Regions from separate parts of the Mus musculus genome. Here region 1 is linked to region 2. The links are chromatin loops, found by intact Hi-C in ENCODE. Cell type or tissue: left cerebral cortex. All regions are shown on one strand. Each heading gives the region's core, and the rest is flanking DNA. Links, peaks and the distances in the headings are about the cores only.

Region 1 (5,391 bases), core at 229-5,228, 420 kb after region 2:
ACCAAAACATCTACAGACTCACAGTCCTATATATTAATCCAGTCCTTACTCCAATTAGCAATATCACTAGGAACTTTGCATAACTGTATAATATATTATATACATTAACCCATAAATTGAAACACAGTTTATAAAGCACTTTCCCATGGTGTTCCAAAGTACTGATTTATATTAAATGATAATAAATGTAGAGAAGCTGGCATCCATAAGAGTAAGTACAACAGATATTATAGGACATGGGAAGTAGAGCCAAAGTTCTGGAACTGGCACTTATCATAGTTTACAATTAACTGCACATCACCTCTTTGAGTATTTCAAAAATACAGAAGCTTTCTTCATCTTGGCCAATCATTGTTCCCCAAAGTACCTAGCCCATAGTAACCACATATTAATCCACTTACTAAATAGCCATGATTTTCAGCTAGACTAGTGGCCGTAAAAATACTTAATTTGAAATTTAACTTTATGTCTCTAGATTACTCTGCAATTTCTCACATTAGTTTAAAAAATGGACAACATAAAAATAGACCTGAATTTGTGAAGTTAGACGCCCATCATTCCTCCAGCACAAAATTAACTGCTGCCTTCTTAGCATGGCTAGTGTTCCATCTGTTCAGTGTGTTTTCTCTGTTAGTCCTGAAGAAATTTCAACTTTCACTTTTCAGATAAGAGAATGACAGATTTTGTGAGTGCATGTGTGTGTGTGTGTGTGTGTGTGTGTGTGTGTGTCTCTGTGTGTCTGTGTCTGTGTCTGTGTATCTGTGTGTGTGTGTGTGTGTGTGTGTGTGTGTGTGTGTAGATGCTCCTGTGTGTATAGATGTGCATATGCTGAGATATGCATGTGGAGGTAAGATGACAACTTTTGAGAGTTGGTTCAATCCTTCCACCAGAGCTTCTGGTGACCAACTCATGCTAGCAGACTCACACTGTAAGCGCATTCACATCAAACCATCTCTCTGGCCTTATCTATTTTTAAGTTTGAAATATAACATTATACACATTTTTTAAAAGTCTACATATTGTAAACACATATAGCCTGACAAGAAAATAAGTTGAGCCATTGACTCATATAAAAATTAATTAATTATTTCATTCATTCATTCATTAATAAGCCACTACATCTCAAATTCACAGCTCTGGAAACAAAAGTGTTTTCAGGTGAGAATGCTCTTGCGGTATTAAGTAAATTAGTCTAGTCTTCTATGGTAATATACAAGTAAATGGTGAGTTAATTTTAAAATAGATGATAAACACATACTCCTTAAATAATCAAATATATGTATCTCCAATGCTCAACACCAAAGGCCAAATCTAAACAAGCAGAATGTACGTCAAGGATCTTGAGAAGTACCAAGTCCACGTTCTCTGAAAAAAAGGATGCTGGTTCCAAAGTACCATAAGTTCATTGGGATTTATTTCTGAACCTGATTTTTCTGCAGTTCCCTGTCTTTGTAGTGTTTATTACTCACCATAAGCTATAGATCTTGCCATCAATTCCTGAAGTAATCTTCTAGGGAGCTTCTGAATACAATACCATAATTAGAACAAGAGGATGCTGGCAGTTTCAGCAAATTAAAGTGCTTTCCAACATGCGTAGTTTAGGAAAGAGAATCAACATCCTAGATCGGTTCACTGAGCCTCTCTGCGATGCTCCACACATCCTCTAGATACTGCAGTAGATCACCAGGGAGAAGTCTGTGCTACGACATACATCCTTGTAGACACTGCAGGAGAAGGCCAGAGAGAAGGTGAAAAAATTGGAGCTGCCTTAGAACAAGGCAGAATATGATGGTGAGATTTCACATAACTCATCGAAAGGAGTAAACAAGAGACGGCATCCAGAATTCCAAATCCATTTAAGAGTTAGGAAAGGTCTTCTGCTTAGTTAATGTCAGTGGTACTCAAACAGGTGTCCTTCCTTGTAATGAAAATAAATACCATCCATCAGATATCAATAACTAGTTATTGATGAGATACAAGAAAGGTGTGAGGCAAGCTCCTTCTTGGGGCTGAGAGCCTAAAGATCCCGTTGGCCGACCTGAAGCTCATCCAGACCAGCCTTCACAGTGTCAGGATTTTTATGGCCAGTAGGGCTTGAGTTACCTTTGAGTAGGTTGACAAGGACACCCTGAGTAGCCCAAAACTGTAATGACCATTCTCTGAAAACCCTCCTGTGACCCCCTCAGCTCCCAGTCTCCCAGTCTCTGAGCCCACCCGTAGCAGTAACCATGGTTTTCATGTGGCTGAGCCTGCCACCGGCCTGAATTGTGAATAATAATACATTTTTAAAGGATATTTTGCCTGGTCTATTTTGAATGATGTAGAATTTGCAAGAAAAACTGCTTTTGTGGAATACTTAAGCAATGAAATAATGTAAAAAGTAACTTTAGGTTTGTACGGCCATGGTTCTCTAACTGCGGGGCATTATCCTTTTTGCTTTCCCTAGAAATTAGACACAGAAGTTCTCAGGAGACTCAATTCTGGAAAACCTATGAAAATGGAATTTATATCGAAAATAAATGAATTTGAACTAATCACTTACTGTGCTAATAAAAACTGACAAGTAAATTTACACTCTCTTTTTTACCTGCTCCTGCATGCTTAGTTTGCAGTTCTAACAATAATCTAATAAATGTTTTTTCTGATCAATACTTAATACTTCTATCAATACTTAATATCTATCTCTAGAATGCCAAGAAAGCTGGCCTACCCACCTCTTTGCTAACAGGAAGAAATCATTCAATCCTGGGCAGGCTTTGATGAAATAGGGCGTGAAGTGAGCCTCCCTTTGCCAACACAGCAGCAATGTGTTTTCTGTTTCAACAGAACTTCCACAAACTTGTGATTTATTTGAAAGAATATGTGGAAGATAGGGGAAAAGAAAAGGTTGGGGGTGGGGCGGAGGCGGAGGGAATGAAGCATCTGGAAACCTTCTTGCCAAATGGTAACTTTCTGGAAGTTTCCTCATTTAGAAGTAATTTCTGGAAAATTTCTTGATTAATACAAATCCGTGAACAAACTTAAAAATGATGGCTTTGTTATTGCTTTGGCACAATATGTTAACAACATCGAGAGAGCGCTGCCAAAACTCTGAGAGTCCTTTCATGCGGATTATGGTCTTGTTTACATATCCAGCTGTACTGAAGCCTTGTCCATGGTGGTAACCTAACAATGTTCCCAGTGGGGGTGCCCATTAGGGGAGGGAGACTAACTGAAGTTTAGTTTGTTTAAATTGAGCAAGAATGCACAGCGGTGCTCAGATCTTAGGGGAATGTGTTGGAAGCACACCCCTTCTAAGGTCTGTTTTCATTTATTTAACGGGAAGTTTGCGTTGCTCAAAAACTGCAAGGCACAAACTTGCCACACAAAATGCCTTCCAAATGTTTACTGTGGTCTACACAGAAGTGAGGAAAAGCCAGAAATCCTGGAGTAAAATTCTGAGGGGAAAAAAGTAATCTTTGCCTCTGTCTTATTTGTTAGTTAAAACTCCAAACCATTTTCTGTTATGGATATGCATGAAATATGTACAAAATATACATACCCACATGGGAACATGTAAATCTGATAAGAAATACAAAACACATTGCAGAATGCAAATTTAGAATTGTGAGAAATTGGTTTGCATTAACAGGACATTCATGCAAATAATTTCCTTTTTGTTAGTTTGCACTTATTTATATGCAATGATCTTGGTGAGATTTTACTTTATGAGTTCTATTGAAGAAAAAAATTCAAAACAAGAACACAAGAAATGATGAAATTAGTTTTTTATGTTTGCTAAGCATTTTTGCAATGATTTAGTTGTGTATGTTACTATCCGGAAAAAAAAAAAAAAAAGTACAAAGGATAGGAATGTCTCTACACTAACCTTCTGACATATCTAAAGTCTATAAGTGAACGTCTACTCCAAAGAAATATGTACTCTTTCTGCATACAATCTTTTCTGGTAGCAGAACATCAGAGGTAGAGCAAATACACCCCAGGCAAAGGCTGTGTATGGAGCCTAACTGGGTTAAATAAAACCCCTGACAGAATGTTTTCTTTCTGATGCCAACTGAGAGACCAACATGCTTCTGTTATGCTAAAAATGCATCAAAGTTTAAGTTGATCTATTGGGTATCATCTGAGTAAAAATAAAACTGTTCTTGGAAAACTCACAAATCATATTTCTTCAAATTATGTGCTAATCCAATTTTGTGAAAGTAATTTTCATCAGAGGAATTTATTTTTAGTCTAATCAAAATGTGAAACTCCAACTGCTCTCAAGGGCTCATACCTATAATCCCAGCACTCAGAGGAGGAGGCAGGGAGACTAGGAGTTCAAGGCTAGTCTGGGCTACATGAGACCTGGCCCCAACCAATAAACAAACAAAATGAAAATTCCAGGGAGGACGAGGGGAGCTATGAATTTTATTTCTAAAGAAAAAAAATTAGGTTTGTAATGGTAGACAATCTTAATATTTAATATCAGTGAGTCAGTATATTAATTAGATGCATTTTTTACTCCTATTCTAATCGATACAAAAATATAAAATTGTCCACTTTGTATGGAGCCATTGAGACCCTTTATTTTTATGGCTTCTGAAGAACCTCATGAAGCTGACATAGTTGTGGATCTGTTCTCAAAACTATGGTGAGCAATATTCACATTGTTAACACACCTGGGATGACAAACATCATTGTTCACAGATGCAGCTTCCTTCTGACCTAGCACCGAGTTTTACACTCTCACATCTTAACACAGCTTTGAGTCAGTGTTAAAGAATGGAAAGCAATGTAACAAAATATAAGGGCAAGGAACACCGTATCTGGATGCCTTCATTTTTGACACTATTCTACTTACAATACTTCTGAGTGAGTTTTACATCCTGCCTCTGCTAAAGTTTCTTTATCTGTAAAAATGGAACCAATAATAGTAAATTTTCCACTGGAGAGTTTTAAAGGTTATCTGAAATAATGAATGCACAATACTAAACATAAGTATTCTGCACATAGTAAACTTTAAATAATTGGCATATAGAAGGATGGATTTGAGTGGATAGATATTCGTTTTTGTTAACCTTTTTATCCACATCTAGTAGCTTATGTGCTTAAAAGAAGCTAGTAAAACCATATTTTTCAAATATCAGAGGGCTTGTTAACATGGTGTACTGAAAATATTCCACAATAGTCGTGATAATATCCAACATCCTAACTTGGAAATACTTTAAAACTCTTCAATTAATATATGACAAGTCTGAATAAAACATCAAGAGTAAGCTTTTTATATACCACTTCAAGAATTATCTAATAGAAAATACTGCAAGGTTGAAAGAAAACAGGAGTAGTTTATGGTGCGATATAGTCATGTGGTCCTATAAATGTTATTAATAAGATACATCTAATATCATA
Region 2 (5,391 bases), core at 211-5,210:
ATGGACAACTATTCAGTTAAGTCCTCTCCTACTTATTGGGATTGGTATTTATGAAATATTCCTAGTAGTATACTTAGAAGAGCAACGCCAAATCTAAACCAAATTAATTATTCTTCACATTCCCAGGTGATGAGTCTGTAGTCATGTTTTAGCGAGTGCAAAAGTCAGAAGAACCGTTTGCTTTTGCACGGATCTGGTTATGGTCAGTGATGCCTAATTGCCCTACTATAAGTTAGTGTATTTTACCAGCTACAGTCTGAATTCATTCCCATCTTTTCCTTAAAAGTTTGAAAATCCCTAGTGACAGGAATATTAATGTGCCAACAGTGTCATATCTATTTCAGCTCATACATATGCAATGTCTTTCTTTTCAAAGATTTATGTCAGACTTTGCTGAAGTGAGGTATTCTACCATTTTAGATAATAGCATGCCAAAGTGTTGCTCTCAGCCACATTCAGAACTCACTCAAGCAAATGGAGGGGCAGCCCTTCCTTTACGCCTTAAATTCATAGAAACTGTTATTTATCCTTATTTGATGAGAAAATCTTTCAGGGGGAAATGGTGTATTTTTAGAAGAAGATTATGGCCATCCTGTGGATTATCTTTTAATTAAGAATGGATGATTTGTGCCCACTCTGCTGTAGCAAACGCCTTGCTGCTAATGAAGTTTAAAAAGACTTACTTTATTTAATTACAGCTAATCACCAGGGTAAAATGTGGAATTTTCTTTGATCCTACATGTATTGTGGTAATCCCTGTGGCAGATAGCATCTCTTAACTTTATTTTGAGTTTTTCAGCTGGTCACATCTTGGCAAAACTTGGAATTATCTTATACTAAAGATTGTTTCCATTCACTCTGTAGCTCTCCAGGCTGGCATGAAAATACATAACATTTTTTTTAAGATTGCATATCCCTTAAGAAAAAGAATAATAGATTACTCAAATAGTTTCATCTTTTTCTGTGTCTACTATCTAGTACAGATTCTTTGCTCTTGTTTCGGGTTGAGGTGCAACATTATTGAGCAGTGTTAATGTGCCAAGTATTGACTTGGTACTAGGACTAGTCAGAGGAAGGTAAACACACTGTATCTCTTATGACCTAATTTTTAAAGATGAGCCATGTTCACTTTCTGCTGCATTTGATACAAGTAAATACCAATAGTTCAATTTGCTATAAAGCCAATAAGAATTTTGAATATGATTTGTTTTGCTTTGAAGCCATTAAATTGAAATTATATCGGTTTTTAGTATAGAATAGTACAGGCAATAATTATATTATACAGTTAAAATTCTGTATGCCAGCTCTGTCTTTCCTTTGGAAAGTGCAATAAGTGTTAGTGCATGTTCTAGACCTGTTTTTGATAGATCTTGAGAGACCATATTTTATTAATAGCTGTTGAGCCAGTTTTCATCTTAGTATGGTAAGTTCATGACTTTTCATCTTTTTCAATATCATGCTCACTCATAATCACACAGAAGGTTGAGTGCAATTCTTTGGTACACTTAATGATATTTATTATTTCAGGTATGTGTTATATATTCTGTATAGAATAGAGGTCAAATACAAATGGAAAAGTATCATTTATCTTTTTAATCTTCACTAGATCATTCTATTCTGGCAATCTTTAAAAGACTTGCATTTTTTTTCATGTCTCTATGTTTATTCTGACTTTTCATCTTAAGGAAAGTAAGTATTGACTTGTGGGCATAAAGCTCCTGAAGTGGCAGGTCCTTCTGCCTCCCTCACAGAAAATAAAAACTGCCAATTGTGAGTACCAAGAAGACGGAGGGAGGTGAAGATGGGACAGAAGAAAACACTAGTTTCACCTGCATTCCACCTGCTGGCATCCACTCAAAGAGAAGAGCAAACCACATCTGTACAAAACTCATGGTTTAAGATATTTCTTAAAAACAAAATTTTATTGGAAACAGTATATTTAAACCAATTACCATGAAAAAATGACATATTTCACCTTTTTGTGGTTTTATAATTGGCTATTCATCAAGGTATAGAACACAAAAGTCACCTAAAAGGATCAAAGAATCAAGGAGGGCCATTCAAATACCTCCACTTGAAAACATGAATAATTTATTAAAACTTTATTCTGTAACTTAAAAATAAAAGCAGATGACAGGGGAAAACTGCTCTGTTTGCATCTCCAAATGTGTTCAACTTTGATGAACAAATTTCAATATTTTTGCGTTCCTGGATTTTGCCAAGAGTTAAGCAGATTTTAAGTAGGTTTGTTGTTACATTATTCTTTAGGTCTTTATCTCACATCTTGAGTTCCATTACTATGCAATAATAAATCTCCTGTTACCATTTGCAAGGATGCTTAAACACATCTTTTCTCTGCTAGTTTTCACACTGTCCATACCTTGTAGTAAATTGCATGTCACATTATTCAGAAAACCCTGTATCTAGTAGCAAGTATTTAAATGTTTAAAGTGACTAAGGCTGAAGGAAGTTCTTCAAAGTGCAATTCATGTGTCTTTAAAAAAAGAATCAAACCTTATAAAGGGGAAGAATCAAAACAGAATTTGCAGTTGGTTTCTGTAATAAGTTAAACATCTGCAGTTTTGTCTCCATTGGGATTCAGGGCTGTGCTGAAGTCATATCCTGATAACATCTGCATATTACTGATAGCTTTTGCTGTATTCTTTGTGGTCTGCTGATGAGAGATTCTTTAACATCTCTTCAGTCATCAGGACCCCAGTTGGATCTCTTTACTTGTGACAGCCTTAAAGGTGGTTTCATTTACATTTGCTAAAATGTCACAATATAGGAAGATATTTTGAGTTTGATGTTTCATCCCTTCCTTTTTTTATCCGGATGCTAGTTTTAGCTTTTCAAATGAATGTCGAGCTCAAAATAGATTTTCCATGAAGTATATTTTGTCTGATTCTTGAAACACCATGTCTGCAGTAGAAGACTTGTTTTTTTCTCAAAAAGTTTTCAACAAGAAATGACACCTCTGCTCCTACTTGCATATCAACAATAGCAACACCGCAGCAAAGGGGCTGGGTTGTTCAGCAGCCAGTCACCTAGAACACTCCTGCTATTTTCACAGTTAGATATTGACAGAACCCGAGCTTTTTCTCCCTTCCTAATGACTTCAATTATGTTGGAGCTGAGTAAAATAGCCGACAAATAATGGGATTAACATATTTGGGGAAGTCCTTATTTTTCCACTGTCAGGAACACTGCTGATGTCTGTCCTATGTCAGGAAGAGATGGTGGAAGATTTTAAAATAGAACCATGATAACAAATATAGGCTTATAACAAAAATAAACATAGGTAGTCAAGAAGGGACATGTATTGCTGGATATAGCCCTCTTGACCCTTGAGCTGTACAACTACAGGTCAATATCTGTATATAACATAAACTTAAAGAGTCCCATATAAAATGAATTTTAAAAGATTAATTTGTTCTTGAGTCTAATTGTCTTGACTCTTGTAGAAATTTTTCTTTACTTCTCTAGAATTCATAGCATTTAATAAGATGTTAATTGCCATTTTTAGACTTGTCATAAAGCATTCCTACAATCCAAAATATTTGAAAATATTGCACTAATTTCTTATGTAATTTTTCCACAAGGAAAGAATTCACTGTTTGCTTTCGCAGTTTTACATTCAGTGACACACTTTTTTTTTAAAATACGTTCTTTTCTCATATACTACATTCTGGTCACGATCCTTTGCTCTTCTCAGCTCCCTTCCACATACCTCCCTTTTACCCCAAATCTACTCTCCTTTCACTTCCTCTTCAGAAAAGAGCAGATCTCCAAGAGAAGACAGCCCAACGGGACCAAACAAGATACAATAAGACAAGGTAAAAGTCCTCATACCAATGAGGGATTACAAGGCAACCCAATAAGAGGAAAACAATCCCAAAACCAGGCTAAAAACTGAGAGACACAGCTGCTTCCACTCTTAGGAGTTCCATGAAAACACAAAGCTACCAGCCTGTATATAGGCTATGCAGGTGACCTGCGCAGACCACACAGTGCAGGTGCGTCAGTTACAGTTTCTGAGAGCCCATGTGAGGCTGCATAGTTGAGTTAGAGCACTCTGTTGTCTTGGTGTCCTCCTTCCAGTGGGACACCTTTTAGTTGCTTATAATATTGCTTATTTTGGTGAATTTCTCAAATATACTTTAAAAGAATGAATATGCATGCTACAATATTGGAGAGAACATTCTATAACTGTTGAGGAAAATGCATTGCCACTTAAATTTTTTGTCTTAATTATGTTTTTGTATTGATGAGCATTTCCTTTTTTTTTTTCATTTTCTTTTCTTTTTTTTTTTTGGTTATTTTATTTTTTTTACATTTCAAATATTGTCCCCTTTCCTGGTCTCCCTCTGCAAACTCCCATCCCACCTGCCTTCCCCTTTGCCTCTTAGGGGATGCTCTCAGACCACCTACCCAATTATGCCTCACCACTCTAGTATCCCCCTATGCTGGGGCATCAAGCCTCCACAAGACCAAAAGCCTCCCCTCCCTTGGATGCCAGATAAGGCATCAATTATGTAGCAAAACGAATATGTGTAACATCTTTCTGATGAACTGGTCATTTTCATTTTTACATATGCCCTTTATATTTATGGGAATAGTCCTCCTCTTTAGGATTAATATTGATTGCCTTTAACATAAACATACTAACTAGGAAGTAAAGAGGCAGGGGATTACTTATTTTAGTGCATGAATACATAAGTGAACATCAAATGTGTATAACTCTTAGAAGTATTTTATCTTTACCGAAAATTGGAACTCAGTTATGAGCAGTAATAGATAAAATTGTACTCTACAAAATTTCATGTTCAACCAGAATGCCTTATTTCAAAATATTAATTTATAGCTGTAATTAATTTAGAATCCCATTCTATTGAATCAAGGAAATCCTTAAACTAAAGGGCTTGTGTTCCTATAGAAGGGAATACTACACACTAAGAGGTACACAAAAAAAGACCATCATGAGGTAAAGGAGGAAAAGGGTCCAAGATTACTGATAACCCCAAACCTATGAGAATAGTCACAGCTATCCTTCCCTCATGCAAAGGAAAGAAGCATACGGGCCTCCCAATCCTCGAGAGAAACAATATCTGCTCGTATGATCAGCCAGTTTGTTATCCTGCATCTCTGGGGCTCTCAGCAGCCATCAGAGTCCTCAATTAACAATCTCTCGTTATATTACTTAACCTGCACTGCCCTGACAAAATAAAATGGGTAGATTCAATATTAAAATAAAGAGACCTGGTGTTGGGAAAAAAAAAAGAATTCTTTCCATGTAGTTCTAGAGCTACAAAGTTCAAGACTGAGCTCTGAACCAGTTCAGCTCTCTGGTAAAGGCATTGGTCTTGTTTATAGACTGGATAGATTTACTGT

Evidence for each region. Peaks named below come from ENCODE experiments on the same cell type or tissue, not always from the same donor. Only the 100,000 strongest peaks of a DNase experiment are listed, where the experiment ranks them.
Region 1: a loop joins it to region 2, with 4 times the contacts of the local background. A loop is called at or near these places in 2 of 42 quality-filtered maps.

What each region holds. Positions count from the first base shown.
Region 1 is chr13:78,627,000-78,632,390 of GRCm38, reverse strand. Gm32067 (a long non-coding RNA gene) reads right to left here. Exons shown (of 4, transcript XR_382673.2): 2 at 1,470-1,724. Among named protein-coding and RNA genes, the nearest start is that of Gm32067, 150 kb to the right of the region's middle. In left cerebral cortex, for the core only: no CTCF peak of the experiment used is centred there; DNase peaks (open chromatin) are centred at 564, 1,705 and 3,117; H3K27ac peaks cover 318 bases.
Region 2 is chr13:79,042,444-79,047,834 of GRCm38, reverse strand. No RefSeq gene overlaps it. Among named protein-coding and RNA genes, the nearest start is that of Gm25383, 120 kb to the left of the region's middle. In left cerebral cortex, for the core only: no CTCF peak of the experiment used is centred there; a DNase peak (open chromatin) is centred at 2,787.